Regions from separate parts of the Homo sapiens genome. Here all the other regions are linked to region 5. The links are chromatin loops, found by intact Hi-C in ENCODE. Cell type or tissue: mammary epithelial cell. All regions are shown on one strand. Links, peaks and the distances in the headings refer to the core of each region. The heading gives the core; the rest is flanking DNA.

The links. A loop is a pair of places that touch in the nucleus more often than their neighbours do. Peaks named below come from ENCODE experiments on the same cell type or tissue, not always from the same donor. Only the 100,000 strongest peaks of a DNase experiment are listed, where the experiment ranks them.
Region 1: it touches region 5 in a loop (6-fold over the local background); 6 of 110 quality-filtered maps call a loop at or near these places.
Region 2: a loop joins it to region 5, with 3 times the contacts of the local background. A loop is called at or near these places in 9 of 110 quality-filtered maps.
Region 3: it touches region 5 in a loop (7-fold over the local background); 14 of 110 quality-filtered maps call a loop at or near these places.
Region 4: a loop joins it to region 5, with 11 times the contacts of the local background. A loop is called at or near these places in 62 of 110 quality-filtered maps.

What each region holds. Positions count from the first base shown.
Region 1 is chr2:38,505,679-38,511,878 of GRCh38, forward strand. All of the region lies in intron 1 of LINC02613 (long intergenic non-protein coding RNA 2613), which reads right to left. Among named protein-coding and RNA genes, the nearest start is that of LINC02613, 7.0 kb to the right of the region's middle. In mammary epithelial cell, for the core only: a CTCF peak has its summit at 2,856 (motif pointing left); DNase peaks (open chromatin) are centred at 2,853 and 3,853.
Region 2 is chr2:38,165,738-38,171,937 of GRCh38, forward strand. All of the region lies in intron 2 of CYP1B1-AS1 (CYP1B1 antisense RNA 1), which reads left to right. It also overlaps a transcript of LOC107985871 not described here. Among named protein-coding and RNA genes, the nearest start is that of CYP1B1-AS1, 38 kb to the left of the region's middle. In mammary epithelial cell, for the core only: no CTCF peak of the experiment used is centred there; DNase peaks (open chromatin) are centred at 3,214 and 3,524; H3K27ac peaks cover 1,939 bases.
Region 3 is chr2:37,894,613-37,900,812 of GRCh38, forward strand. No RefSeq gene overlaps it. Among named protein-coding and RNA genes, the nearest start is that of PIRAT1, 22 kb to the left of the region's middle. In mammary epithelial cell, for the core only: no CTCF peak of the experiment used is centred there; no DNase peak of the experiment used is centred there.
Region 4 is chr2:37,978,466-37,984,665 of GRCh38, forward strand. RMDN2 (regulator of microtubule dynamics 2) reads left to right here. Exons shown (of 11, transcript NM_001170791.3): 5 at 2,818-2,878. All of the region lies in intron 2 of RMDN2-AS1 (RMDN2 antisense RNA 1), which reads right to left. Among named protein-coding and RNA genes, the nearest start is that of RMDN2-AS1, 55 kb to the right of the region's middle. RefSeq lists a silencer at 1,906-2,269. In mammary epithelial cell, for the core only: a CTCF peak has its summit at 3,820 (motif pointing right); no DNase peak of the experiment used is centred there.
Region 5 is chr2:38,112,881-38,119,080 of GRCh38, forward strand. LOC107985871 (a long non-coding RNA gene) reads right to left here. Exons shown (of 4, transcript XR_007086290.1): 3 at 5,283-5,355; 4 at 1-202. Among named protein-coding and RNA genes, the nearest start is that of CYP1B1-AS1, 15 kb to the right of the region's middle. In mammary epithelial cell, for the core only: a CTCF peak has its summit at 2,553; DNase peaks (open chromatin) are centred at 2,551 and 4,101; H3K27ac peaks cover 655 bases.

The sequences.
Region 1 (6,200 bases), core at 454-5,453, 390 kb after region 5:
TTGGAAGTGCAAGACAATAATGGGGGGTAATACCTGCGCAGGATAATGGGGAAAAGAGCAGGCATGGTTGGGGAGAGTTTTCAGACCCCAGTGCAGGTCTTTATGCCTGTGAAAGGGAAGAAGAGGAAAGAGAATTGGGTGGGAAAAGCCTCCATCTGCAGGGCAGCTCTGAGAAAGTCAGCCAGGCTAATGGGGAGCCTCAGAAGAAAGTTTGCCTTTTAAAGAAGTCCCACACTGAGCAGGAATGACTCAACTCTGGTACTCCCTCCGTACTCAGACATTGGCTAGGATCGGTCAGAGCTAGCAGAGCCTCTGCTAGAACACAGTGGTGGATCCTGAAGATGAGGCAACTCCAGGCTGTCAGCCAATCACACCTCATAAGTGTGTCTCTGTTGAAAGGAGCCGAACAGCACACTCCCCTGACTGCCACATTGCAAATATCTTTTCCCAGTTTGTGTTTGTCTGTTTTTTATTTTACTTTATGGCATATTTTGAGGAAAAGAAGCTTTACCTTTTTTTGTTTGTTTGTTTGTTTGAGACAGGGTCTCTGTCACCCAGGCTGGAGTGCAGTGGCATGATTACAGATCACTGCTGCCTCAACCTCCCTGGCTCAAGCAATCCTCCCACCTCAGTCTCCTAAGAAGCTGGGACTACAGGGGCACACCACCATGCCTGATATGGTTTGGCTCTGTGTCCCCACCAAAATCTCATGTTGATTGTAATCCCCATGTGTTGGAGGAGGGGCCTGGTGGAAGGTGATTGGCTCATGGGGGTGGTTTCTAATGGTTTAGCACCATCTCCCTAGTGCTGTTTCATGATGGACTTCTCACAAGATCTGGTTGTTTAAAAGTGTGTAGCACTTCCCCCTTCTCTCTCTCTCTCTCCTGCCACCATGTGAAGATGTGCTTGCTTCCCCTTTACCTTCCATCATGATTGTAAATTTCCTAAGGCCTCCCCAGCCATACCTCCTGTACAGTCTGCAGAACTGTGTGTCAATTAAATCTCTTTTCTTTATAAATTCCCCAGTCTCAGATAGTTCTTTATAGCAGTATGAGAATGGACTAACACAATGCTCGACTATTTTTTCCTATCTTTTGTAGAGATGGGGTCTCACTAGGTTTCCTAGACTGGTCTTAAACTCCTGGGCTCAAGTGACCCTCCCACCTTGGCCTGCCAAAGTGCTGAGATTATAGGCATGAACCACCATGCCCAGCCAAAGCTTTACATTTTAATGCACATAAATTTACGAATGTTTTTCTTTAGTGCTTGTACTTATTTCTGTTTTATGATATTATTGCCTACACTGTGATCTTGGAAGTTTTTCTGTATTTTCTCCTAGAAGTCTGAAAGTTTTACTTAAAATTTTTTTCACCTAAAATTTCATATTGTTGGGTTCGTTTTCAATATGGGCTATCAAATTCCCAGTACCACTAATTGAATAATTTATTCTTTCTCTACTCATCTGCATGTCACCTCTGTCATATATCAAGTCTTCATAAGTACAGAGATCTGTTTTGCGAGTCTCTATTCTGTTCTATTGGTCTGTTTGTCTCTTTCTTGGCTAAAGCCACACAGTCTTAATTTAACAGGTCTTATAGTCTTATAGGGTGAGTCGCTCATCTTGTGTTTTTCAAAATTTCTTAACTATTTTTGGTCCTTTTTCAGAACAATGTTAGAATCATCCTGTCTAGACCCATAAAAAAAATCCTATGTGAATTTGGTTGGAGTCACAAAGAATTTATAATTTGGGAAGAATTGAAATTTATGACACCAAGGCTGGGTGCAGTGGCTCACACCTGTAATCCCAGCACTTTGGGAGGCCAAGGCAGGCAGATCACGAGATCACGAGATCGAGACTATCCTGGCTAACACAGTGAAACCCTGTCTCTATTAAAAAATACAAAAAATTAGCCGGGCGTGCCGGTGGGCACCTGTAGTCCCAGCTACTCGGGAGGCTGAGGCAGGAGAATGGCATGAATCCAGGAGGCAGAGCTTGCAGTAAGCCGAGATCATGCCACTACACTCCAGCCTGGGCAACAGAGTGAGACTCCATCTCAAAAAAAAAAAAAAAAAGAAATTTATGACACTGTATCTTCATATCATAAATACATCTTATCTATCTATTAAAGAATACCTAGGCCAGGCACAGTGGTTCACATCTGTAATCACAGCACTTTGGGAGGCCAAGGCAGGAGGATCACTTGAGGCCAGAAGTTCGAGACCAGGCTGGGCAACATAGTGAGATCCTATTTTACAAAAAAAAAAAAAAAATTAGCCAGGTGTGGTGTCATCCACCTGTAGTCCCAGTTACTTGGGAATCTGAAGCAGGAGGATTGCTTGAGTCCAAGAATTCAAGGCTGCAGTGAGCTATGATGGTGCCAACTGCACCCTAGCCTGGGCAACAGAGAGAGACCTTGTCTCTAAAAAACCCTAAGAACAAAAACAAAACAAAACAAAAAGAATACCTAAACAAGTAAAGTTTTATAATTTTCTTCATAAAGATCATGTATATATTTCTGGTACCTTATAGCTTTTGTTTCTTTTATAGGTGTTAGCTTTAAATTTTTTTATTTTCTAACTGTGGTTGGTACCTTAAAATGCAAGTTAATTTTTGTATAATGACCTTCTATCTAGTAACTTTGATGTGTTCTCCTAAATTTTATAAGGCTCTCTTTTACACATCTCTGGAAAGTTTAGATACTTCTGTACCGGAGCAAAAGTCATCAGCAAGCACTTACCCTTGGTGACAAAAGCAGTCCGAGCAAAGGACTAACTCGCAACCTCCCTTGCCTAAACGACTGCAGCTTGTTCCTAAATCTTACTATCCTATTGACACATGCAACAGCAACGCCCCCTTCTGGAGACCTGCCAACAAGACAGAAGTCTCCAGAGAGAAAGCCCTCGTGCTTGTTTAGATCAAAGATCCAGACCAAGTGGCCTCGCTTGAGGTCAGCCTTGCTGTTACAAAACAGAATGATCCCCAGGCAAAGGGCTCAGAGCCAGCTGGGTTAGATGAGGGGCTGCCTGGGTGACCTGATTAGAGGATGCTGTTTCTTGATTGGCCACATCCACTCTGTCCTTCCACTCCTACTTGAAAAGGCCTTGGGGACATCAGAAAGCAGGCCAGAAGGAGGAAGCAGCACTGCATGGAGAAAGAGTTAGCGTGAAGCCTGCCCCTTGCCCACTGAACACCCCTGCTCAGCCCGCAAGCTGTTTCCCAGCTAGGCTTCCACCCAAAACATCCATCTGGCTTGATTGCTGGGGGCAGCCGGCAGCTTCAAGAGACCTGTGAGGCCAGGAAGATGCATTCCATAGCTGTTGGCTTTGAGGTCATCCTATGTGATGCTAGAGAAAGAGAGACAGAGAGAGGAGGATGAAGAGCTGGTGCCCATTTGTTGGGCACTGGCATCTCACTGGACCCCAGCTGTCTCCATGCAATGGCCCAGAAGCAAGGTGACTTTTCCAGAGATCCCATTTCCCCTTAGAGAAAGGCCATTTCTCCATGGCCTACTTGGGTGTATAGGATAATGGCCTGATGTGAAGGGCTAGGTTTTATTTCCATATCTATCAAAGCTGAAAGCCAATGGGGCAGAGTAAAAAGTAAATGAACCTGAAGTCAGACAGATCTGAGTTCAAATCCCTAGGTGAATTCAGGCAGGGTGTAATCAACTCTTCTGAACTTTGATTTCATCCTCTGTCTAAGGGGGAAGAAAATACCTTCCTTGTAGGGTTGTTGAGATGATTAAATTGAATTAAATCATGTACATCGCAGCAGAGTGGCTGCCTGATAAAGCTGTTTTTAATCCTTAGAAGGATAATCGCTGAGTCACCTCTCTAATGGATGTGGGATACTTGCCAATCTCAACCTTTTCCCAGTGAACTAAGAAATGTGAGTTCTCCTGAAATGAGAGGCAGCCACTAAGTCCTGTGTTGTGTGCTGAGGATGGAGTTTATGTATATATGGTAACTCATTCTATTCTTACGAGAACCCTGTGAGGTGGATAGTATGGATATTATAGCCATGCTGCAAATGAAGAGACTGAGGTTCAGAAAAGCACCATGACGTCTTGAAGTCATGAGCAGGATATAGAGAGCAGAGATAAGAAGCTGTGTGTGTCCTTTCCAGAAGCCTTTGCTGTGCTGCCCAGGTCATTACCCTTCTCCTGTCTTGACAATCTAGTCCTAGACCTCAGGTAGTCCCACAGGTTTTTTGTTTTGTTTTATTCTGTTTTTAGAGACAGAGTCTCACTCTGTCGTCCAGGCTGGAGTACAGTGACACAGTCATGTCTCACTATGTTGCCCAGGCTGGTCTCTAACTCCTGGCCTCAGACACTCCTCCTGCCTCAGCCTTCCAAAGCACAGATATTACAGGCATTACTGTGCCCTGCCTTAACCCCACAGTTTTTAACTTAGCTCTGGGGCAGTCCTGATCTCTCTTTTTCAGAGGATAAATTATTTCAATTGCCAGGAGCAACAGTTCATTGACCTACATGACCCTTCCGGGCTCTAGTGTTAACAAGAATTGACTGAAAAGCTATGGTTTTTTTTCTATTCTCGCTTTTCCTAGGAACTGCCATTTTGTGTAATGTCCATGAGCTGGAAAGTACAATCAGATAACATTGAAGAGGCAAGAAAGGCTCATGGGAAGAAAAAAAGGGCAAAAGAAGCATTTTTATAGGAATCAGCAAATCAATATTTAAACAAAAAATGATTTCTCTTATTATATATTGTCTTTACTAGAATGATCTGTGCAGCTACTGGTCCCTTCATTCATTTCTAAGGTTCTGGAGGGAAAAGGTCTGTGTCTGTGTTTAATCTTCTTGTTGCTGTTTTTTGGGATTTTTGTTTGTTTGTTTTTTTGTTTTTGAGATGGAGTCTCACTCTGTCACCCCGGCTGGAGGTACAGTGGTGTGATCTTGGCTCACTGCAAGCTCCGCCTCCCGGGTTCAAGCCATTCTCTCACCTCAGCCTCCCGAGTAGCTGGTACTACAGGCGCCCACCACCATGCCTGGCTAATTTTTTGTGTTTTTAGTAGAGACGGGGTTTCACTGTGTTAACCAGGATGGTCTCGATCTCCTGACCTCGTGACCCGCCCGCCTCAGCCTCCCAAAGTGCTAGGATTACAGGCATGAGCCACCACGCCCGGCCCTGTGTTTAATCTTCTACTACACCTGGCCTGGTCTCTAGCATGTACACAAGTGACTCAAGTGGCCCATAGAAGGAAGGAATCGGTGGCCCATCCTCCAGAAATGCCTTCAACTCTGGCTTTTAGTTATGTCTGACATTCTTGCCATGAGAGTTTCCGTCTCTTGGAGGCTGTTCCTTTCCACCAAGTTAACCAGATCCCACACACTGTCCCCAGAGCAGAGCAGGACACCATGGGAAGAGGCCTTGGAAGAAGAAAGTCGAGGGAAAAGCTGACACATGGGACATGGTCAGTCCTATGAGGGACCCAAATGAGAATATGTGCTAGGACATGGAGCATGGTTCCAGCCTCCATAGGAAGGAAGAAAAATCAGGGTCCCCGAGAAGGCAGACATTGCTCACACCATCATTCTGGCAGGACTAGTTTGGTTCCATGATGCAATCTGGGCTGCAAGGCTGAGCAACTCCAAGTGGTTCCTGTGTGAATTGAGATGATGGCCTTGGTCTCATTCCTCTGGTCTCCAACAAAATTGGGATGGACTACTACAGACCTCTGGGGAGCCCAGAATGCTCTTCAGAGCAGGAGATGCCCAGAGCCTCATTCCACCAAGGCAGGTCAAGAGGCTACTGATGTATTATTTCCTATTTGTTTCACTTACTGTTTTGATCATTGACTTATTTAGTCATTCATTCATTAACATACTTATCCCTGTTTTGTTACAAAATGGATTTAAGGTGAAACTAATTTATCCAGAAGATGATTTTTTTTTTTTTTTCAAGAGACGGGGGTTTTGCCATGTTGCCCAGGCTGGTCTCAAACTTCTGAGCTCAAGCAATCCCCCCGCCTCAGCCTCTCAAAGTGCTGGGATTACGGGTGTGAGCCACCACACCTGGCCTAGAAGATAATATTTTTAAAAGTTAACTCATTTCTATCGTCAACTGCATTCAATAATTTAATTCAACAAATAATTTTTAAATGCCTAACTCTATAAACAGTGAGACATCAGTGAAAAGACAAAGATGGACCCCACCTGAATGTACCTTATAGTCTAGCT
Region 2 (6,200 bases), core at 848-5,847, 53 kb after region 5:
AGAGTAAGAATTTCTAGACTAAAATAAAGTCAGAATGTCAGAAATAAAACAGGTGTTAAAAATCATCCAACTTGAGCTACTGATTTTATAAATGAACACTCCAGGTCCTGCATGATAAAGTGACTCCCCAAGGTCACCTAGCTAGGAGTGACAGGGCCTGGGGCCAGTGAAAAGAGAGCTTGTGTTATGACTTCACCAGAAATGAATATGAGACTACTGGGTCCATCTCTGGGATCCTAACAGAGATTAGGTCAGGGCTGGGGGTTTGGGAGAGGAGAAGAGAGAAATAGAGATAGCTGGGAGGTAGGCTTTGTTACATGTCTTGGTTTCTTTCCTGAACAGTCGGACCTTTCCTCACATCTCATGGCTACTGAATTTGAGGACTGCCTAGTGCCAAAGTCTGTACCTTGATACCTTAGATCACACACAATTCAAACTTTTCCACCTTCTGGGGTCTCTCACTGGCAACACTATTAAAATTTTGGGCAAGACGATTCTTGTTTGCAGGACTGACTCTTTGGAATACCTGGCCTTTGCTCACTAAATATCTGTGGCATCTCCAGGCATGATTATTAGAAAACAAGCGAGGATATTTTCAAATGCCACCTAGGAGGGTGGTACTGCCTCATTTTCCTGTCCCTTCAATTGAGGATCACCAAAGACCAGTTGGCAGGGTTGCATTTGTGTTGAGCAAACTGCATCTTGGTCAGCACAAGAAAGCAATCAGAATGATGGATGAGAATGGTCTTAATGACCACCTTCACCAAAATGACCTGTGTTGTCTGTTAAAAATAAAATTCTCAGGCCCCACTCTCAGGGAGTAGGATGCAAGAATATACATTTTTAATAGTCTCGCCAGGTGATTCTCATGCACACTAAAAGTTTAGAACCTCTGCCTTAGCAGTAGCACTCAACCCTGGCTCATATGAGAATTAATGTTTAAAAATGCCATTGTTCAAGCCCTACTGTCAGAGATCCTCAGTTTCAACTACAGTGAAGCCCTAGCCTTGCATGTTTTAAAACCTGCCTAGGTAATTCTAATATTCATCTAAAGCTAAGAAACACTACCATTATGAAATCTTGCTAGTTAAGAGGAAACCACAAATTAATCCCCTCACTTTCGGGTTAAATGCAAGAAACTTAATGTTTTCAACCTTGGCTGCACCCTTAGTGAGATTTCTAAAATCGCAGTGCCACACCCCATGCCATTGATATCAGAATCTTCTGAACTAGGACCCAGGCTTCAGTGTTTTTTAAAGCTCCCAGTTGACTCTAATGTGCAGCCAAGCTTGAGAACCATGGATTCAGAATATTTTCCTAAATTCTCCCATAAACCTCTGCTCTTGGCTTTTAGCTTTCCTCCTATCCCCTAGTTCAAAAGTTTGAGGTTGTGGGGGTCAGGGCAAGAATAATAAAGGGAGAAAGGACAAGATTCAATCCAATCCAGTTCTTTTCTCCACTTAATCCCTGGCTACCACTGACTCGGCACTCTGGGAGTAAAGAGCAGTGGAGAAAGCTCTAGACCTATTGGTGTATATTTCCAAGAGGAAGATCCTTGGACCAGCATCAAGTTGGCTTTTTATCTTGATTCTTCCCTGAGGTTTCTAAATATTGTTCCAGCATAGGAATTTCAGCTTTTATTCTTTTCCAACTTTTCATTTATATGGCATGCATGGGTCACAGAAGCAATGGAAAGTTGGAAACCATTGCCTTCTAATTAGCAGATGTCTCAGTGGCTAACATTATTTGCCAGTAGCAGTGCCAGCGCAGCGCTGGGAAAGTTAATTACTGTCGACAGTCCTCGAGCCTGTTTTCATAACTGGTAATGACTGTTAATATGTCACCACTGAAGTTAGAGATTCAGAAAAGTCTTTTGTCCTAGGACTATTAAATGTCATGGAAGAATAACCCCCAAATTTGCCTTTGGGTAGATAAAGTTCAATGGGACTGGCTGGGCGCGGTGGCTCACGTCTGTAATCTCAGCACTTTGGGAGGCCAAGGTGGGTGGGTCACGAGGTCAGGAGTTCAAGACCAGCATGGTGAAACCCCAGCTCTACTAAAAATACAAAAAAAATTAGCGGGGCACGGGGGCGCATGTCTGTAATCCCACCTACTTGGGAGGCTGAGGCAGGAGAATCGCTTGAACCCAGGAGGCAGAGGTTGCAGTGAGCCAAGATCGTGCCGTTGCACTCCAGCCTGGGCAACAGAACAAGACTCCAACTCAACAACAACAATAAAAAAGTTCACTGTGACCTTTTTAAAAGAAATGTTAAATCTGACCCCAGTTGCTAAAGGCAGAAGAATAACACGAGATTTGAGACCAAGCCAGTTCCTGTTTGACTATTTTGACCCCATTTATAGTCATGTCAAATGTCCCCCATTTCTGCTGGCTCCAGCCCCATCTTGTTGCTGCTTCCTTGAGATGTGAGGAACAATCATTCTTTCTTCTGTTCTAGGCCAGGTCCCAGATGCTGACAATAAAACTGTCTAAGTCTGGAGTGTTATGGCTCCTAGTGTTAGGTTCTTTCAACACACACCACACACACATGTTTTATGTAAGGTGCATCATTTGCAATGGGCTGGTGGACCCTGATATCGAGTTGGGGGTCACCAGTACATGTTCCCCTTCCCTAATGGTCAGTAGTCCTGCCCTGCCACATGGCCTTAGTTAGGACCAGATTTGACCATCAGATAGTTAAATAAATCAGAACTGCAAATCCATCAAGATCCTTTCTCCTTATGTGAGCTTATGTCTGCAAATAGATATGTGGTGAGGATGGGGGGAAGAACACAGCCTGACAACATACAACAATAGCATCCATGCCTCAAATCAAAAATGCCCTCCAGTGGGTGGATACTTGCCTGAAAACTGCAAGCCCCAAAAGAACCACTCAAATAGTTCTACCCAGATTTCCAGACATTTCCCAAGTGAAACAGCCTCTTAGAACTTAAAATGGGAACGTCAGAGACATTAATATCTCATTCCTACCACCTACCGCTTAATCAGTGTGTTGCTAAGCCCCTTACATATGAAATCTTTCTCAGTCTTCACACAACCCACAGAGGGGGACAAGATATCACCATCCGTACTTAACAGAGGAAGAAATGCGCTGAAGATTACACAATTAGGACGTGTAAGGATATGATTCAGGGTGTGTCTGGATTCAGAACTGCACACTGCACCTGCTGTGCTTTATTGCATTAGCTGCTGCTGCTGCTCTGACCTGGGCTGACGTTGCAGTGAGTCTGGAGAAACCCTTTGCCATGTTTCTGTGTTTTCATCACAGTTTCTGTCACTACTTTCTTGACCTTATCACTCTTACAGTCCTGGTCCTATTCTGTCTGTGATGGGAGAGACCTTTGCCAACCAGCCTCTCTGCTCATTAATTAGATCTCAAACATGGTGTCTTTGTGTTCTAGTCTTTCTATGGTGCCCTTGTATTATGAACATAAAAGTTAAGCTTCCAGATCTCTCACAGGTACCCCATTTTCTCCTCCCTGTGCTTCTCTGAACTTGTTTCCCTAACCACAAACAGAACAAGTTCTCTAGAGGTTGAGTCAGAAGAATTTTTGTGGTAAAGAAGACATTGAAAGGGGGTTGGTCTACTAAATGTCTTGTGTTAGGGTTCTCCAGAGAAACAGAGAAATATATATATATTTCTATATATATGTATATATATTTTTTATATGTGTGTGTATATATATATGTGTGTGTGTGTATATATATATATATGGAGATTGTTATGTGAATTAACTCATGCAATTACAGAAGCCAAGAAGTCCCACAATATGCCACTGCAAGCTGGAGACCCAGGATAGGTGTCATTCCGTTAGAGTCCTAAGGCCTGAGAACTGTCATGGGAAGACTTTGGATTCAGCCATGACTCAAGTGTACCAGTGGACTTTTCAGTTACATGAGAAAATGCATTGTCTTTCTCTTTAAGCAGTTGGGTTCATTTTCTGTCACTTGGAGGTGAAGGTTCCTAAAGACTACAGCATTCTTCCCATGGATCATTGGATGGCCTCATGCAAAAGTGTTGCCCGGACACTGTGTGGGACAGATGAACCCAAAAGCATTTCTTCCCTAATATGCACCCCAACACCCAGAATCTCATCTATGCATGAGAAACAGCTTTGTAAATAGTAAACTAGGTGTCAACATAAAGTCACATTCCTATAACTCAGTGTGAATTGACCTTCTTGATATGAGAGCTGAGTGAAGACAGAGAATGTATGAGGCTTTGGGTACAGGTTCCTGAGGCGTGCTCAAATGTACGTTAAGAGAAAAGACTGGAATAGGGAATGAGAGAAGGAATTGATGGATGTTAAAATGAACATATTAATTTTGCCTGTGGGCATGTTTCCATTAATTGGCTTTTGGATCTGAACCAAGAATAGCAGAATTGAAAACCTAATAAAAACCAAACCCATGAAGAGAAGAAAAATTTTCATAATAGCCCAAGTGAGAGTAATGACGTGAGCTAATCCAATTTGAAGTATAAACAAAGAAATTTCTTCACGCAAAGAGACTGACTTATTTTGTTTCAGAACTAAATACCACGCAGTAGAGGTTAGGTCAGGGAATCTGGCCTAAATATATGGGGGGGTCAGGGAGATGGAGGTTAGTCATTCCATTGGAGGACAGAAGAAAAAGGAACAAGAAGTTCTTTTATAGTGACTGACCATAAAGTTTTGAAAAAAGAGGTATTCAAATAGCACTTTAATCCACACTGCATGTTATGAGAGGCTATGGGGAGATGTACAATTTAAAAGCTCACTAAAAAATGGCAAATTAAATTTCATTTTCTACTTACGGTTGATAGACGTGACTTTTCAAGGTCAGGCATATTAATTGGCTTTCAGATATTAAGCACTGTAGAAAGAGGGGACATATTTAAACTTTCCTTTAAAATAGTGGTTTCCATCATTTTTCATGTTATTATACACAAAGAAAGTGACAATTTTACGGCACTACGGTAAATAGACTAGGTCATTTGAGGCAGAGATTGCTGGCCTGGGCCACCCCAGGTCCACCTAGGCTCCCCAAAGACTGAGGAATACCTATTTTGTATACAAGTGAGCTGCATCCACTAGTTAAGAAGCCAAATCAAAGACTGTCTATGAGGCAAAACATATACTGCAGCCATTTGGGGGAAAGAACAAAGCACTGAACTAGAGGGCAAAGACCAACATTTTGGTTCTAGCTCTGCCAAGTGTAGGACATTGGACTAGGCACTTAACTGCAGTAAGCCTCAGTCTGCTTGTGTACAAAACAGAGTAAAAGATTTCTTGCATTTCCTACTTTACAAGGTCAACATGAGGATCAAGAATACCATGTTCATAAACATCATGTACAACCATAGAGTCCTATAGAAATGTGTGGCCTGATGATGATAATGAGTATGACATTTTTCTTCCTAGTCCTACCTCCATTTAGACCACCCTTCCTTTCAAGAGTCCCCTGCAATGGACAGGAGTTGACACCAAGGAGAACAATACAGCTGCTAAATCTCAAGTGGCTAGGAGCACAGAGTGTGGGAAGCTATTCTGCAGCTGTGTTTTTGAGTTGGGCCAAAGAGCTAGTGGGGTTTTGGCTTCCCAAGTACCTTTGTTGAAACTCCCTGGGGAATTTTGCTTTATGAAATTTCCAGCAATTGGAGATCCCACTGGGTTGGTGAATAGAAGCCTAAAGGGCTCCCTGTTGGATGAAAAAATGTGTTTGAAGTCTGCTGGGAAGAGCTGTAGGAGGGAGCTGAGGGTTCTTCCATGACTCCTACTGTGCATTGACAGAAGCTGTCCCTACCACTGTTGATTGCCAATTATTTTTGTCTCCAGAGCCAAAGAAAATATATTTGAATTTGACCCATCTTTCACTAGGATCTACAGATGGTGAAATATTAATGAACAGGTGGGTTGCACAATATTCCAAGATTGCGTTAGAATTGATTTTTGTAGGCTAAATTATTAACACCAGAGTTGCTGACATATATTCTCATATGATTAGCAAACCCAGAAGCCTTAATATCAACACAGAATACATTCAGAACCATCAAACACAACATCTACTTTGCTGGGAACAGAATACTAGGTAAAGGAATTGAGATCTCACACAACACTCCTCTGAAAATAGGGACAGCTAATTTTGTAATGGATTGCCAGCAAAAGCTGTGACAATGCCTACTCTGGAAGTCTCTAAATTT
Region 3 (6,200 bases), core at 498-5,497, 220 kb before region 5:
CCTTTAACTGGTACGAAAGAGCATTTGAAAATTGTAATGAAACTGTATCTGTCAGCTTTTTATTTCCATTTAAAAAATGAAAAACAAGACAAAAAAAAAACAACTAGAAACTGCAGTTTAGATACACAGCCCACACACCGAGCAGGCCCCGATGGCACTGATTCAGTGTGGGGTGGTTAGTAATTGGCAGCTCTTCATTTTAGAAGCTGCATGTGTTATACACAAAGCTCGCTGGTACAGGAATCAACACTGGCTCAGCCCCTAGTATCAAATCCTCAAAGGCCACTCAGACTCCCAGAAGGGAAAAACCCTGAAAGCCAACATTTTTTCCCAAGGCAACACTATATTATCTTTGACATTCTGTTCCCTTGTCTAAGAAAAGAGAATCCAATTCTTCCTGCTTTCCCAGAGCAGTATTTGAACTGTTAGAAGCAATACTTGTTTCTTATTTTCTTCTATCAAGATCACAACTTTCACGCAACTTTGTCAAAGTAAATTAGGGATTTTGCAAGAGCCAGTGGGCAGGTAGTTTCTTGTTAGATATTTATGCCTAACTGTGTCACCATTATTTTTACAAATAGGCTTGTCCATCTCAGATGGTTCTCAGTAGTCGCCTAGGTAGAAAAGCAAGCAAGAGCTCCTGAAACCCTCCAGGATGGAGTTGGGAGCTAGGGAAGCAGAAGTGCTAAGAGGGCCAGAGACCAGAGAAAGCTTGTGGTTGGGCCAAAAAAGGAACAAAATGCTAGACCTTGAAACTAAAGGCCGTGGAAATGACCACAGACATCTGTAGCAAAAGCCAGAGCATGAACCCAAAGACAGAGGCGAAGGTGAGGGCTGGAAGCCAGAAACAAACTCCTATCATGGGAAGTAAATGGGAACAGAGCATGGCCACATGGTGGATGAGCCTCCCCAAGAGCTTAAGAGCTTAGCACACCCCCAGGAACAGCAGAGAAAGTGAGCAGGCAGGGGAAGAGTCCCAGATTTGACTGAGCCCTTACCCAACAGAGATTTTAAAATCTGCAAGTAGGCCGGGTGTGGTGGCTAATGCCTGTAATCCCAGCACTTTGGGAGGCAGAGGCAGGTGGATCATTTGAGGCCAAGAGTTCAAGACCAGCCTGGCCAAAATCATGAAACCCTATCTCTACTAGAATTACAAAAATTAGCTGGGCATGGTAGTGTGTGACTGTAGTCCCAGCTATGGGGAGGCTAAGGCACAAGAATCCCTGGAACCCACGAGGCGGAGGCTGCAGTGAGCCAAAATGGCGCCACTGCACTCCAGCCTCGGTGACAGAGCAAGACTCTGCCTCAAAAAAAAAAAAAAAAAAAAAAAAAAAAAGAAAAAAAACTGCAAGTAACTGAGTTACTTTGAATTGGCCATTTTAACTTCCTCCTCTGTATTGCTGGCCAGAATTAAGGGTTCCATCACTAAATACAGTTATGGATGAATAGAGAAAGTGACATTTCTGCATAGTTTAATTTTTTGACTGTGAAAGGCTTACCTGCTATACTAGCCACGTTTTGTTTTATTGAAAGATGTTAGTAAATGTCTATAAAATATTTATTGCCCCCCACCAACAAAGCTAAGGCAGTTGTCAGCATCTCTTACAGCAAATCTAATCCAGAAGCATACTAGAATAATTTAGCTTTGACAAAACGAGGGATTTTTTTTCTTAGGATCCTGAGAGACCAGAATACACCACCCAGAAACATGCCTCTTTGGCCTCCAGATTGTTTTGTGCTGAAGGCAATTACAAAGAAGCAGATGCAAGAAAGCTCTCTGCCCTCCATCTATTTGCCTAAAAGCAGGACATAGATTTAGAAAGATAGATGTAGCCTGCCCCACCCTCTCTACCAGGGAGGACAAGAGTTAACCGCTGAAGACAACTTTGAACCGTTACTGGCCTGGAGATGGCACCACAGGAAGGTGCATTAACAAGCCTTACTAAGTTGCCTTTCTCTGCCATTTATTCGCTTTCTCCCAATTTGCTGCCCCTAGAGACTCACAGTCCTTTTTTTTTTTTTTTCTTGTCACTTCTTTAAAATTTTATTTTTCTTTGTGGAAGGTGCCATGTAAGCTGAAATTCAGAGCCACCTCTTTGAGATTACTCATTCCCTAGGCATCTCCCATATACAGGTGAAACATACATGTTAATATACTTCTGTTTTTCTCTTATTTATCTGTCTTTTGTCATAGGAGTTTGTTCTAACTAAGAACTTACAAAAATTGAGGAAAAAATTATTTTTCTTCCTCTACAGCAGCAGTCCCCAACCTTTTTGGCACCAGGGATCAGTTTCATGGAAGGCAATTTTTCTACTACCAGGGATGGGGGAATGGTTTCAGGATGAAATTGTTCCACCTCAGATCATCAAGGATTAGATTGTGGTAAGGAGCACGCAACCTAGATCCCTCAAATGCACAGTTCACAATGCACAGTTCACAGGGTTCGTGCTTCTAAGAGAATTGAATGCCACTGCTGATCTGAAAGGAGGCAGAGCTTACGAGGTAATAGATCACTAGCTGTGGCCCCATTTCTAATAGTCCATGGACCACTACTGGGTCCGTGGCCCAAGGGTTGGGGAGCCCTGCTCTACAATAGAGCATATAGTAGAATGGACCAATATTCCTAATATGTAATGCTCTAGTCAGAGGTCAGACATTCTCACATTTAAGTCAAACATGTACATGTTTTAAAGAAAAATAAACAGAATCCTTATGTTGACTTATTTCTATTATGTTTCTTAAACATAAACTTGGTATAAAATTCTTATGTTTAATGTCCCTTTATAATTATACATGAAAAAATATAAATTAAATATAAACACTGCCAATATAATTCAAGTTAACAGCATTAATTGAATGATACTTGATGCTGTTTTGCTGAAGGTAAATTGCAATTCCAAGGATGACTGACACTTCAGTGCAGTTTCTTGTCTGTTCAGTATGTTTATCCTACTACATGCCCGGGGAACACCCGACGCTTCTGCTCTGTTTCTTTATTTTCTTAAGGCACAAAAAGTAAATACAAAGTCCAAGGGTCACTGTAGCTTAATCTGCATGAATTAAGGGACACTTCCCTCTAGGTTCAAGGAGTTAGAAGTTCAGAGTCACTAGCTTTATATCATTAAACTGGAGGAGGGCCCCATCACCACTCAAGGTTCTACCCTTTTGCCATATAAGGAAATTTGTGCTATGTCTCATCCCATTATTAGACCTACCCCATCCTTGCTGAGGTCAGCCACAGACCTTTCAATGGAAAGTGAATAAAAATGCATGCTTGGTGCAACTCAGCTTTGGAGCTATGTTTATATAATTTATTAAAAGAAAAGAGCTGTTGCATTCATCTATTAGTGTATACTTATTACCTGAGTGTTTGCAACCTAGCGTGAATAAATATGTTAACTTATTATTTCTCTTGGAAATTCAGTTTAACCCATTTATTTATAGGTATAGATTGGAAAGTCCTATGTCAAGACATTTTAAGTACCAGTAATATTTCCTGATGGTTGTGGGGAAAGAGTGAATTGAAAAGGAGAAAACTTAAACTATAACCCAAAATAGCCCTAAAAGTAGATCTGACATAGTCCTTATGGCATGTTTAAATCCAGAAGCGTTCATTTCAAATCTATCTCATGAGAGATGGAGCTGGTCTAGTTGGGTATTGGAGGTTTATTCCCAGAAGTATTTAGAAACTGAGAGGAACCCATCAATGATACCTGACACCTGGAGTCAGCCATGTCCTCCAGGCAGAGGGCAATTCAGTGAGTCCATATGTTCTGTCCATCCCAACTTTCTACCCACTGATTTCTTTCCTGCCAAAGTACTGATGGAGTCACCTCCTCAATGTACCACATAAACCCTCTCCTCTATCACAAGAATCTCAGGAGTGTTTTTTGGCTAATTCAACAAATTCTTGGAGCCAGCATACATCAACTGCCTTTCTTAACCTCCTATATTACTTAAGCCCCTATGAATGAAGTTTCTGGTGATATAATATGTTACTGAAACACATTCTTCTTTTTAATACAGACATTCCTCCTTAAAGTGGAAACACATGCTAGCAGGAGAGCTAGTTCAGGCCCATGATGGGTATCCTATGCCCTGGAGTCCATTATGAGGCTAGAATTACTCTCAGGAGATAGACAGGAAATATCTGGGCCTAAACCATTCTGATATGAAATTGGGTTTAGAAATCTGACTCACTTTTATTGAAATATCTAAGGGAAGCTACCAAATCTTAATGAAGAAATTTTGTTTTCTCTCCCACAAGTTTCCCTGCACAATAGTCATTTCTCTCCCTTTATGGCTGTTTGACAAAAGTTGTGTCCCACAACAGAATTGGAAATGACAGTTATTTCTTTCCTGAAACAGTTCCCTTTCTGCTACAGCACAGGTATGACCAGTTACAGCCACCAAGACATAAGGAAAGTGTGGAGAAAACGTTCCTCATTAATAAAAAGAAAGAGATGTAAGAGGAGAGTTTCCTTCTTCCCTTCTGCCTTTAGAAGAAAGTGTGAGGGCATGATTTCTGAAGCTTTGGTAGCCACTTTGCAAACATGAGGATATAGGCCTAGGATGAAAGCCAACCAGCTGTGGGTAGGAACATGGAATATAGAAAGAGTCTGAGTTCCTAATGACAGTATTGTGATGCTGGATCAATCCAGCCTTTAGACTTTTTGTGATTTGAGATAATAAACACTATAAAGTGTTTAGGCCACTTCCACTTGATTTTCTGTTACTTGGAGAGAGAAGCATCCAACCAATACATTAACAACTCACAATAAAGGATCATGAATTCCCCAAACTTGTTAAAATGGAAAAAAACTGTTTTTTTGTTGTTTGTTTTTTTGAGACAGAGTCTCGCTCTATCACCCAGGCTTGGGTACAGTGGCATGGTCTTGGCTTACTGCAGCCTCTGCCTCCTGGGTTCAAGCAATTCCCCTGCCTCAGCCTCCTAAGTAGCTACGCCTGGATAATTTATGCATTTTTAGTAGAGATAGGGTTTCACCATGTTGGCTAAACTGGTCTCAAATGCCTGACCTCAAGTGATCCACCTGCCTCAGCCTCCCAAAGTGCTGGGATTACAGACACTAGCTCCTACACCCAGCTGGAAGAAAAATGTTTTAATTTGGGTTATCTTCCTTCTATGTTTCCACTGGATTTAGAAATATTGGACAGGAAGAATCTGGCAAATGAGAATTCAGATAGTATGATTAGACATTCATCACAATTATTCAACAAATTTTAGTTTACTTGTAATAATCTCTGCCTTAGTCTGGTGAGGCTGTGATATGGTTTGGCTGTGTCCTCACCCAAATCTCATCTTGAATTCCCACATGTTGTGAGAGGGGCCTGGTGGGAGGTAATTGAATCACGGGGTCAGGTCTTTCCTGTGCAGTTCTCGTGATAGTGAATACGTCTCATGAGATCTGATGGCTTTACAAGGCAGAGTGTCCATGCACAAGCTCTCTCTTTGCCTGCTGCCATCCAAGTAAGATGTGACTTGTTCCTCCTTGCCTTCTGCCATGATTGTGAGGCCTCCCCAGCCATGTGAAACTGTAAGTCCATTAAACTTCTTTCTTTTGTAAATTGCTGAGTCTTGGGTATGTCTTTACTGGCCGTGTGAAAAATAGACTAATACAGGCTGCCATAACAAAAATATCATAGCTGGATGCCTTAAACAACAAACAGTTATCTCTCACAGTTCTGAAGGCTGTGAAGTCCAAAATCAAGGTGCCAGTGAGATGGGATAGTTTCCTTGACCCCCTTTGTGGGCGGGAACTGGAGTGGCTTGTTTCACTCAGCCCATCACTGGCCGCTCCTCATGCGAGAAGGAGCGTGGGAGCGTGCGAGCAAGCGAGTGCAGGAACGGGAGGGAACGAGCGCTAGAACAGGCCGGTCACTCCTCTGGCGGGAGCAGGCTCTGTGTGGGCCCCATAACAGCATCCAAGCCCCTGCCCTCTGGGCACCTGGGTTCTTGTTCGGCATCCAGGACATATCGGGTCACACGAACAGATTGAAGGGTAGCATATGCGGAGGATTTTACTGGGTGATGGCTCTCAGTGGGATGGGAGTTAGAAAGGGGATGGTGCGGGAAGAAGGTGATCTTTCCCTGAATCCACACCGTCTGAAATTAGCCGCCATCTATAGATAGTCTGCAACACCCAGCCACTTATATCCCTGACATTCAGCAACTGGTATC
Region 4 (6,200 bases), core at 800-5,799, 130 kb before region 5:
GGGGAGGCAGCACTAGTCAAATAATCATACATATACAAAAACGAATGGAAATAAGCTCTTATTAAAGAAGAGTACAGAGGCTGGATGTAGTGGCTCATGCCTGTAATCCCAGCACTTTGGGAGGCCAAGGCGGGCAGATAGCTTGAGCTCAGAAGCCCGAGACCAGCCTGGGCAACATAGGGAGACCTTGTCTCTACTAAAAATAACACGACTGAGGTGGGAGGATCGTTTGAGTCCAAGAGATCAAAGCCACAGTGAGCCATGATCTCACCACTGCACTGCAGAGTGGGTAACAGAGCAAGACCCTTTCTCAGATAGATAGATAGATAGATAGATAGATAGATAGATAGAGAACAGGCTGTTTGCGAGCATATGTAGCAGAAAGGAGAATATGATGGCAGAGGATGGAGGTTGATGCAGGGAAGTCTTTCTTATGGAAGTTACAGTTTGCCATAGGTAAAATCGCTCTGGATCTCTATTCTTAAATGGAATGGGAGTTTAACTGAGTTAATGTCTTAGATGGTGAAATTCGTAAAGAAATAGGTTGAAGGGAATTCAGGGGCTAAAATGAAGCATAGAATTGAAATAGGATATATCCAAAAGAGAAGAGTTTATAGTGCCAAAGAAAAAGGAGTAGAAAAAGCCTCCGATGTGTTCATTCAGATATTGAAATAAAAGTAAAAGAATTCCTTTAATTTATCCATTTAAGAAATATTTATTCAAAATTATTTTGTCAAGGAACAGTGTGAAAACGAAGGGTGGAGGGAAGGGGAGGAGGGAGAGAAGGAGAGGCATAAATAAGATGAAGGCTGCACAACACTACGGAACCTATTCTATGGAAAAGATAATAAAGGGACAGCCAATTATATTCAGTGTATAAGGAGTAAGTGCTTAGTAATGGTAATGACCAAGTATACTGGAACTGAGAGCAAGGCAGGGGCTCAGACCAGCCGTGGAAGAACGTTGGGGTTCAGCATGAGGGAGGAAGTGCAGAAGATTTCTTCTCATAATAGCATGTTTAAGGTTGTTATGCTTAGTACAGATTTGATCACTGGAGAGTACAAAATTCTTTGATAAAACTCAAAGTGAGTATATCATTATGCAGTATGTTTCTGAAGTATTATGATATGAATCTTTATTTAAAGAAACATTTTTCTAACTTTCCTAATTAAGTAATCGATATGAATGCATCATAAAGATCACAAAATACAGTTCTCTAAAGGAAATAGCTTTACTTTTATTCTGACTGCATAAGTGAGGCTATGAATCTAGTTTGTATACTACCCGGCGTCTTTTTATATTCTTGGAGTGATGGAATCACTTCTATTTCAGGCTTCTGGCAGTACGCTGAAAGTTTTATTCATTTGGTAATGTAGCTAAAAAATTGATTTAGTTTTTAATGTTTTTACATTAAAAAGCATGTTTTTAATCATTCATTTAAAATTGCTAATTTCTTTAATATTTGTTCACACTGCAGTTAATTATTATTAAAATGCTTCACTTTTTAATTGTTTCCAATTTATGTCGATTTCTACACAGAATATTTATCTTAATGGATAGAACTGTAGAATGCCACCTTAACAAATTAACAAATAGAACCGTGGTTTTAGAATAAAATATTTTTATTTATAAAGATTATCTCAACCACTTATTTAGAAAAGCATTTTGCATATCCTTGGATAGTCTCTTCAAGATAATAATAATGGATCAGGGAGAAAAGAAGTTATAAAACAAAAGGGCCCCTTTTGAGAAAGATTCTCAGAACACAGTTCTGTTTTATTTGCAGGTATTTAGATTTTCCAAGCCATAAACAAACCTCTATCCAAATTATTATTATTTTTGGTTTTTTTTTATTTGAGACAGAGTCTCGCTCTGTCCCCCAGGCTGGAGTGCAATGGCGCAATCTCAGCACGCTGCAACCTCTGCCTCCTGGGATCAAGTGATTCTCCTGCCTCAGCCTCCTGAGTAGCTGGGATTACAGGCATGCACCACCACGCCCAGCTAATTTTTGTGTTTTTAGTAGAGACAGGGTTTCGCCATGTTGGCCAGATTGGTCTCGAATTCCTGACCTCAGGTGATCCACCTGCCTCGGCCTCCCAAAGTGCTAGGATTACAGGTGTGAGCCACCAGGTCCAGCCCCAAATTAATTATTACATGGTTAAAAATTCCTCTAAAACTAAGTAAAATAATTTGGGGGAATTATTTATGTCACTGGCCCTGTTCATTATTGTGAATGATTAGGCAAGAACTTCTCAGGGAAGCCTTCCCTTACTCCTTCAGGCAGAGTTAGAGTTACCCACTCTGCTGTGCCCTCTTTTTCACCTTGGTCTTTTTTTTTTTCTTGCATGTAACTTACTTGTTTATATGCCTGCAGCATACTGAACGGTGAGCTCTTGGAGGTCAAGGACTCTGTCTTATTTTACATTTTATTCCCAGACACTCACACAGTATGGCACATAGTAGGTACTCAGTAAATGTTGTTTGAATGGAATACAGAAAATTTCTATTACGCTTTGTAAGCAGTAATTAAATGACGTTTCTTGCACTTGGTTAAGTTGCTTAGTCTAGTGGGTGTCAAACCTTAGCATACATCAGAATCATTGGAGGCTCATTAAACCACAGATTATTGGGCCCCAATCCCACAGTGTGTGATGGAGTAGATCTCCAATGTGGCTGAAAAGTTCTTAAACAAAGTTGCCATGTGATGCTGATGCTTCTGGTCTTGGGACCATACTTTGTGAACCATGAGTTAATTCAATAATCCACCTCCTACCAACTCACATGAAGGTATTAAGTGTAAGTACTTTTATCTTTCAGGAAAAACTTTAAGTGAAAGAGCTATTAATAGAGCACCCATGAATGGACATTGTCATCTGTGGTAAGTGTATAGGATTTATGCAGTCTTTTAAATTCTAACCTGCCTCTTTATAAATTAAATGGATTTTTCAAAATACTATTGACTCATACGTTTAATCTGTCAGTCACATTCACTGAAAAATATGTATAATAGCACAGTAACTGTTCTTATTCTGTTTATTCACATTTTTATTATGCAGCCTTGAAATATATTTAAGGGAAACTTTTATTGAAAAATTATTGAATGAATCTACCAAGTCTACTGGCTTTGAAGATGATACGTTATAATTAAATCTAGTTCAGTATAACATTTTGCTTGAACACAAATACTAAAATGATAGCATGTTTCTAAATGAAATGTAGAAAAGCACATCAACCATTTCTTATGCATTGATGCATCGTAATATACAAATTCCACAGATCAAGGAAAAGCCATTTATGATATTAAAAGTTCAAACAAAGAGAATTTAATTAGTTAGATTGGTATAGGTAAATATCCTTAGAGCAAAAAAAAAATCATTCTTAATTGTGTTTGGACCCTTTGTATGTTTATGTAAACATTATTTTATAAATATAAATTATAAATTATAAAACAATAAGGAATATATTGTTTTAAATTATTATTCTTCCTTTTTCTTGTAGTTGCATTTTTACATTTGTTTTCTTTTTCTCTTGGTTTCTTTTTCTCTCCAGCAATACAGGTGCCCCAGATAGTGGGAAGATACAATAATAAATGTATGACCCTTTCTTCAGCCCTAAGTTTCCAGAAATCCACCCTTCTTTGCGGTTACTTTATTTCCCATCCCTATGATGTAGGGGCACTCTTAGGCAAAATCTCTCTTAAAATGACTCCCTTTCCACAGGTCCACATTTGTCCCACAGAAGACTCATTTTTGCCCCACCAAAATCTGAAGTACAAACCATTTCCTCAAAGGAGACCTCTTTTTTCACTCTGCCACCAGCAGGGGGAGCTCCACTCACAAACTCTCACTTAAAATTCCCTGGGGAGGAATCCGGTAACATTTTATTTGTCCGAACTCAAAGGGACACATGCCAAAATATGAATAGACTTTTTGATGCTGCCCTCACATAGCTTTAGATGAGATGCAAGCCTAGCCCCTGCCCTCTGTCATGAGAGAGTGGAAGGCAGAACCCACAGCACCCTAACCCTGTAGAAATCCTCACTCCCAGTCTCTTCCTCCCTCTGGTGAATTATTTTCCTTATCTTACGTAGCCTGGAGAAGAGTGAAGGGCTAAATCTGGCAGAACCTGTGAATAATTTCTTAGTGTGTCGCGGATGGATAGTAGAGAATCTTGCTTTAGGGATTGGAGTACCTAATAGATAAAGTATTGTTTTGTACTCGGTGCCTCTGCCAAAATTCTAGGGAAAAAGGTAATTTTTCAGGTAACAATTTGGTACAGACTTAAGATCATTTCCCTAGAACAGAGGGTCTTGGCAATTATTTATGTTAGCCAGGTTTACCTAGATAATCTAATTTACATAATAACACTAGTAAATTAACATATATGTTAAAGTACTTCTGTTCCTACGTTTAGTAGTAACTGTAATGAATTTGTGGTGATCAAGCCCTACTCTCTCTCTTCATCGCGTTTGATAATGGAGGTATTTGGGAACTGGTTAGCCTAATTAGGATGCAGAAAGAACACCGAAGTCCTACTTTTAACTCTCAACTCCTCCTCCTCCTCCCCTACTCTTCCTGTCTCTTACCTCTGACTCCTCTGTTCCCTCCCCTCCTCTTCCTTCTCTTCTTTCTCTCCCTCGTCTATTGCTCTTCCTTTCCCATCCTCTGTCCTCTTCCTTCTCTCCCACATGCATCTGTACCCATGAAGAATCACATTAAAAATGTGCATTTGGTGTAAATCGTCAATTTGAGGTTATTTATCAGTGTGGGTTTCCAAATTTTCATAGAGGAGCAATGTTGAATTTGAATTTTCTCTGAGGGCTTCATTAAGTACCTTGAAATGTATCTTGTGAGCATAGATGATGCTGAACTCTGGGTTTCCCAGTCTGTCTTCCACTAATCTGGTTACATCTCCTTTGTTCATCTTCTTTTACTTTTTGTTGAGAACTAAATGCCTTGTCTTGTTTATAATCATAGCATTTAACCCCAGTATTAAATCTTATCAAAACACAGAGTAGTGATTCAATTGTGTTTCACCTAATTTCTTATTCAGTATCAGTTTTGAATTAAAAAAATAAAATTAATCAGTTGATTAAGATTTGAGAAATTTAAATGTCAATTTAATCTTAATTCTTATACTATATCCCACTGAATGCAAAAGTCCTCCTTAAATTAAATAGTAGATGTTTGAGGGGATGAAAAAAGAAATTTAAACTTTGACTTGAGAAGCAATGGGTGAAATTTAGGTGGCCTGATTTTATAATTAATTATAATAAAATGTTCAAATCTTATTCTGCTGGACTCTCTTTAATTATGTTAAAACTGAATTAAGGCTGAATTTATTAGTATGATAATAAGACATATTCTCATTCATTCAGCATGAATGACAAACTATAGCCTGCAGATGAATTTGACTGCCTGTTTTTGTAAATAAAGTTTTATTGGATCACAGCCACACACAGGCATTTTTGCACAGCAGCAGAGTAGTTGCAAAAGACTGGCCCCAAAGTCTAAAATGTTTACTATCTGGCCCTACTGCAAGAGTTTGCAGACCCATCGTTTACAGTATTATATGATGGTTTACAAACCTTCAGTTTGAAACAAAAGATGTAATCTTTAAGAATAAATTTCAAAAAGGGTTAGTATGATTTGGGAATGATTGAAAAATACAGATCATTCTAATGACTTAGTTTTATCTCTATCTTTTCTAAAATGAAATGACTTTGTAACTTTAAGGCTGTATATGCTTTCTATAAGATTCAGTTGTTTTTGTTCTACTGACAAAAAATATTTAATACTCCTGGAATCAAGAGAATGAGAATAAAGTGACCAATGGATTTGCAGTTTGTTGGCCAAATAAGCCAGACCTTAATTATAAGTAATGTCTTACATATTGGTTGTGCTCTACCCTTTGCAAATTATATCCACATGTCTTAGAACATGTGATTTACAGAGCAGCTTGTTTTCACTTTATAGATGGGGTAAGCAAGGTACTGTGTGTATGTGTGCATGCACGCATGAATGTGTGTATTGATTAGTAATCAGAGCAATACAACAAGTGGAAAAACAGAAACTAGAACCCAGTTTTGTATTCTTATATGCCTAGTCATTTTTCTGTTAACAGTATGCTGCCTCTGCTTTTTCATAGTATAAACAGCATTGGTGCTGAATGAGAAATACTGCAGGGAAATTAATGGAGTT
Region 5 (6,200 bases), core at 494-5,493:
TCTCCTTGAAGAGGTCCTTCACATCCCTTGTAAGTTGTATTCCTAGGTATTTTATTATCTTTGTAGCAATTGTGAATGAGATTCACTCATGATTTGGCTCTCTGCTTGTCTATTGCTGGTGTATAGGAATGCTTGGGATTTTTGCACATTGATTTTGTATCCTGAGGAAGTCATAGTTTTTCTATGTGCAGTTCCAAAGCCCCTGAAGAATGATTAAAGAGCAAATTACTTTCTCTTTTGAAGATTAAAAAGAGACTCCTTTTTAGCAAGATCAGAGTTAACAAATTACTGGCCCCATGCCCTTTCCTACCCATGTGGAGTCCTCGCCTTGCATCAAAAAGGGAAGCTAACCTGCAACAAGGGAGCAGCCACTGCCAGGAAGAAATGCCTTTGTGCCTTCCCTCTTCTTGCCCTGCTGCCTTCTTCCCAAGTCAGCACTCCTCTCTTCCCTTTCCACATGCTTCCTCTTTCCCCTCTTAGGAAAAAAATATAATATTGGATCGGCTGTGTGTCAAGCATCTGAGGTTCTAACCATAGCTCCATTACTACCAGTCCGTGTGACTTGGGGAATGCTGCTTACCTTCTTTGAGACCCAGTTTCTTCATTACAAGATAAAGAGCTTGCTAGGTGAGCTCTGTGACTTCTTTCTACTTAAACATTTTGTGATTCTGCGTTCTTAGACTTTGTAATAATTCTCTCTTAAGGTATTTGTACATTAAGTTTTACATGTCATTGTGGAATGAACAGATTTATCTCTAGTTACAGAATCCCAAACTTCAGCAGAAGGTGCAGGGAGAACCAAAGAGGTGAGGGATAAAGAAAGGGGCTCCGCCAAACCATATCTCTCATCTTGTTCTTGAATTACCAGCCCTCTGGCAGTCAACTTTCTTAACTGGCTTCCTTCTGGAGCCCAGATTTGTTTTTCCTTGCTCTCTTAATCTCTGTTCACTATTTTCTATAGAAATTACTTTAGAGAGAAACCCTCTTCCAATTGTATTTAAATCCACCCCCCAAATATAATTTATTCTCTTATGAAGCTTTGAAATGGAAAATTTTCCCCAGAAGTAACCAGGCATTGTGCAAAGTCGCATCCATTTTGAACACCAAAGCAGCTGTAACAAATAAGAGATGACAAATGCCATTGTGTAATTTAGTTCTTCATATCAGTTTGTCATTCTGACTCCTTTCTATTTAACTGGATGCTTTGTCAGACTTTGTAATCTAACCATGTGAAGGGCAGTGAATAAAGGATTAACGAAACCCTTTCCAGTTTTGCATGAGCATTTGATTTTTGGCTAACTTCCTAGCTCTGTTCCCATGGAAACCTGATAAAGGAAAGTACAAGTGGGCCCTGATTGGTAAATCCTATCTGGATTGGGACAACTATAAATACCAGAGAAGAAGCCATATTTTCGAGTTTCCCTAAGTGCAGTGACCCTTGTAACTGGCATGACCTTGAGAAGACCATGAAAGTTATGGCCATGGAGTTCCTCCAAGAGATATTAGCTGCTGTGAAATACAGGGCCTCTCATATAGTGTGGCCTCCACACCCCACTGATGTGAGTCTCATTTCTTCACAACTCAGTCCACATGGGGGCCAAAGAGAATAGCTTCTGCCCACTGTGTGGATGGCTTTGTGGTCTGCTGCGAGGTCCCGCAGAAGAGGAAGTCTGGATGTGCCCTACTGACATGCTCTGCCTCCTGGCCTATGAATCTTCTGGGTCAACTGCTGTCTAGAGTGGGCCTTGGCAGTCTTGTGAGTTTGCAGGTTTAATAGAGCCTTATGAGACCTCCTGGTGGGTCTTGTGGATGGAGGTTTTCACTTTTACTGGTTTGAATGAGTGCATTTGCCTGTGAAGCTGTGAGCATGAGACAATGTCCAGTCTTATGGTTTTTACTAATTGCCAGTTTTTCTTTACAAATTAAAAAATAATTTTGTAATGAAAATTGGCAGGTCCCACTTGAGAATATTATACTAAGTGAAATAAGCCAGTGACAAAAAGACAAATACTTTTTTCCACTTCTCTGAGGCACTCATATTCATAGACATGGGAAGTAGAATACTGTTTGCCAGGGGCTGGGAGAGGAGGTAACGGAAAGTTGCCGTTTAATGGATGCAGAGTTCCACCTTTGCAAGATGGAAAGAGTTCTGGAGACTGGTTGGACAACAACATGAATGCACTTAACACTACCGATTGTGCACTTGGTTTAAAAACTGCACATTTGTAAAATGGTTAACGTGGCAAACTTTATGTTATATGTATTTTACCATAATTTAAAAATTTTTTTTAATTGACAGTTTCCTCTAAATATCACACTTAAATCATGTTTTCAATACACAGACTAATTCTAAGTGTTTCCAAATTTCCTTCTAAGTAATATAGGAAGATTTTGTGTTACTTTTCCAATTTCATCCTGCAACCACGGTTAAAAATCACTACTATTCACTTCTTACCATTTGATCTGTTGACAGTTTCAGCCATCAGTCACTGCCGGCTCCCACTTCATTTAGTTACCATGTCCCTCACTAACACAAGATCGCCGTCTAGGGGCCAATCGTAGAACTACAGGCTACACAGAGGAGAAGGGAGCCAGGCCACCTTTCCCATGCATCCCACTCCTTGAACAGAAAGAGCAACTAAAAAGGGAGGCAGGAGTTCTAAGCACCATCTTTTTTTCACCAGTACAGTTTCCAAGATCTTGCTGCTATGAAAATAAAGATCTCCTAATATTTATAGTACTTGAGGTTAGAATAGTCTTCTAGGTAGAGTACTAATATCTTGCTGATAAAGCTTTTGATGCTGAATCCTTGATTATTCTCTTAATATAATATCTTCTGTGCGAATAAGGCTAAAATGCTTGCATACACTCTTGTACTCACTTAGGAATGTAATAGAGCAGTTTGGGAGAGTGACTGAATGCTTCTGCTTTGGGCAAATTTGCCACAAAATCATATTATGCAATCACAGGGTCACAGAACATTAGAACTTAAAGAGCTTTAGAGGCCCGTGGTCTCTAGCAGATCCCTTTGAGAGTCTGATAAAAATTAGAGGTTTACGTACCATAAAATGCTATTTTGCACAAAGCTTTGAATACCATTTTAAAATTTCATCATAGATGAAGAATTCCAGCTTGAATCCCACCCCATAATTTGGAAGTGAAGTTTCTGAGAAGCATCCTGTGTGAAGAAGCAGCTAAACAGAGGGGAATGGGAGTCAGAACTGGATGTTGGAAAGAGATGTGATCCCACAGACAGTGTAATGCTGGGTTGGAACCAGCCCTGGTCAAACCCATTCCCCCGAGTGCACATGTGTTCCAGGGAGAAGCTTGCTGGGGAAGAGAGCAGCAATTTGCCCACCAGAGGCCCAGATCTCCTGGGAGAAATCAGCTGCCATGGAACAGGAGTTTTTCTTCATGCTAGAAAGGGAAAAGAACATGAATAAGTGGCAATCCAGGGACAGCCAGAAGGAACCTGGACAATGGCTCACCGGCTGAGCAGAGATAGAGTTGCACTGGGTGGGGGGGGCGGGGGTGGGGGGCAGTTGACAGCAGCCTGGATTGTGAGCAAGGAGTACGAAGAAATAATAATTGAAGTAGCAGAAGGTAGCAAGGGGTGCAGACCAAGAGCACAGGCACTGCAGAGAGAAGTCTGGATTATTTGTGAGGACTTTCCCTAGGGACTTCTAGAAAGAAATCACTAGTGAGGTCTAAAAGAAGACTGGACTTCCAGTGTGGTGATAGGAACATTGCTCTTTGAGTTCTTACTACAAATGAGGAACTTTGATTTGCCAGGAAACAAAGGGTTCAAAGAACCAATTGTGATATATTTTGGCTTAAATCCCCCCCACTGAAATATGACAGGAGTCAAATTGGGGTACCAGGTAAGTCTTGTGAAGGTGCTGCCTGGGGAGTACCCAGCTGTCTGGCACTTTCATAATATCTTTCTGAACCTCAGTTTCCTCATCTACAAAATGGGATTAGGACTTGTTGAGCATCAAGGTTCCTTCCGACTTGAAAAATCTTCTGATTCTATGACCAAACTGGAAGGCCTGGGTTGGGCTCTCTCAGTTCTGCAGATTTAAATGAGTCATTTCTGAACTGTTGGCTTAAGGCCTATCCTTTTCACTCAAATATTCCCTTGAGGCATCATTTTTTTTTTTTTTTCAAAATTGGGAAAGCGAAGGATACAAGAAGTTGGAAGGAAAGCCCATGAAAGAAAAAAACATTTACTATAATTAAGAAAGAAAATTAAACAGATGATGATCAGAACTGCGGTTATAAATTAAAGTTAACTGATTCCAAGAGTGTACGCCATCAGAATTCGCCCTCATAACTGGAAATTTAGAGGCAGGGCAAGCTTCAAGTTTGCCTAATTCAGCAGTTCCAATCCCATTTCCTTGGGATTCTCAGCTCTGCCTCATCTGTGTTCAGTTTAATTCTCAGGCTGGGGATAACATGGCTATTGCAATAATAGGGCCAAGCTTGACAACATCCAGAGGGAGAGACTCTCTTTTCCTATGGCTCTCTCTTAAAGGTGGAGAATTTTCCAGAAGCCCCAGCAAACTTCCCCATAAATCTTATTAAACCTAATTGGTCCATATGCCTATTCCTGAACCTCTCACTGGCAGGGGGATGAGATTATACTTAGACAATTTAGGCCTAACCTGGAAGTACAAAGACTGCAATGGGGAAGGGGTGAATATTTGAAAAAAATCAGGGTTTGTTGGAATGAAGTGAAGAATGGCTGCTGGGCAGACAGTCAGCGGTATCTTGTCAGAATCAGCTGTTGAAATGCAGTGGGGCGTATGACCATGCTCCCCATTTAACAGATGGAGTAGTTAGGCCCAAGGTCACACAGTTGGGTTAGAGCTAGGGACAAAGACCTTTCTACTCAAAACCCGAGGCTTCTCTATGTACATTTCAAAAGGCTTAAATTTTGGCTTATCTTTTTACCCAGAAAGTCTACTTCTGGGAATTATTATAAGGAAATAATGAATGGGAATAAAGAGTTAGAAACAATAATTTTTAACCCAGTATATTTTTGTGAAAAAAAAATGGGAATAATGTGAAAGTCTAATAGTATGCAGTTAGTGAAATCAATAATGATACATACATACAATGGAATACTATGCAGCCATTACAATTATACCACAGAAGAAAAGGCAATGGCCTGGAAAAATATATTGTTCATAATATATTGTTACATAAAAAGTAGGCTATAAAACTGTTGTTTAACAAAACAGATCTAGAAAGATTAAGAGATGTATACAGCAACATTTTACCTGTAGTTTCCTCTGCATGATGGAATTGTAGATGATTTTAATCTCTTAGTTTGTGCTTCTTTTTTCCAGATTTCTTTGGTTGAGGATATGTAACAAAGAATATCTTTGGTGAGAACATTGCAATCAGAAAAAAATGTCCGTGTAACCATTTTTTAAGATTAATTCTATTTTCACTAAGAACACTGATTTTCAGACATAGCTATAGGTATCACAGGGTTCTATATGGAATTTCTAGAAATACAGTGGGGAGTTCATGGCAACAGCCTTCTCAAGACCTGTCTTCCATGCCCACGAATTCCTAGGATAAGAAACAACACTCGGGAGGTTTCTAAAGTTCCCGACCTCAACTGCCCTCAGAGAGGGGTCATTATATCCAGGGCAATGTTAGTGAGCCACAGTATGTGCGTTGGGAACCATGTAGAGAACAGGAAACTACAGATGCTTTTTAAGACACTTATGAGAATTGTTCTTTCTAAAGTTTAAAGTGCCTGGCACATATTTGGTGCCTAATACTGGCTAAATAAGGAGATGTTGGCTGTGCGCAGTGGCTCACGCCTGTAATTCCAGGACTTTGGGAGGCCAAGGCGGGTGGATCACGAGGTCAGGAGGTTGAGACCATCCTGGCTAACACGGTGAAACCCCGTCTCTACTAAAAACACAAAAAAAATTAGCCGGGCGTGGTGGCGGGCGCTTGTAGTCCCAGCTACTCGGAAGGCTGAGGCAGGAGAATGGCGTGAACCCGGGAGGTGGAGCTTGCAGTGAGCCGAGATCGCGCCACTGCACTGCAGCCTGGGCGACAGAGTGAGACTCTGTCTCAAAAAAGAAAAAAAAAAAAGATAAAATTACCAGAAAATATTAAACAGGTAAGTATTTACCTGTTTAAAAGAAAAATTACTAGAAAATATTAAACAGTGAAAT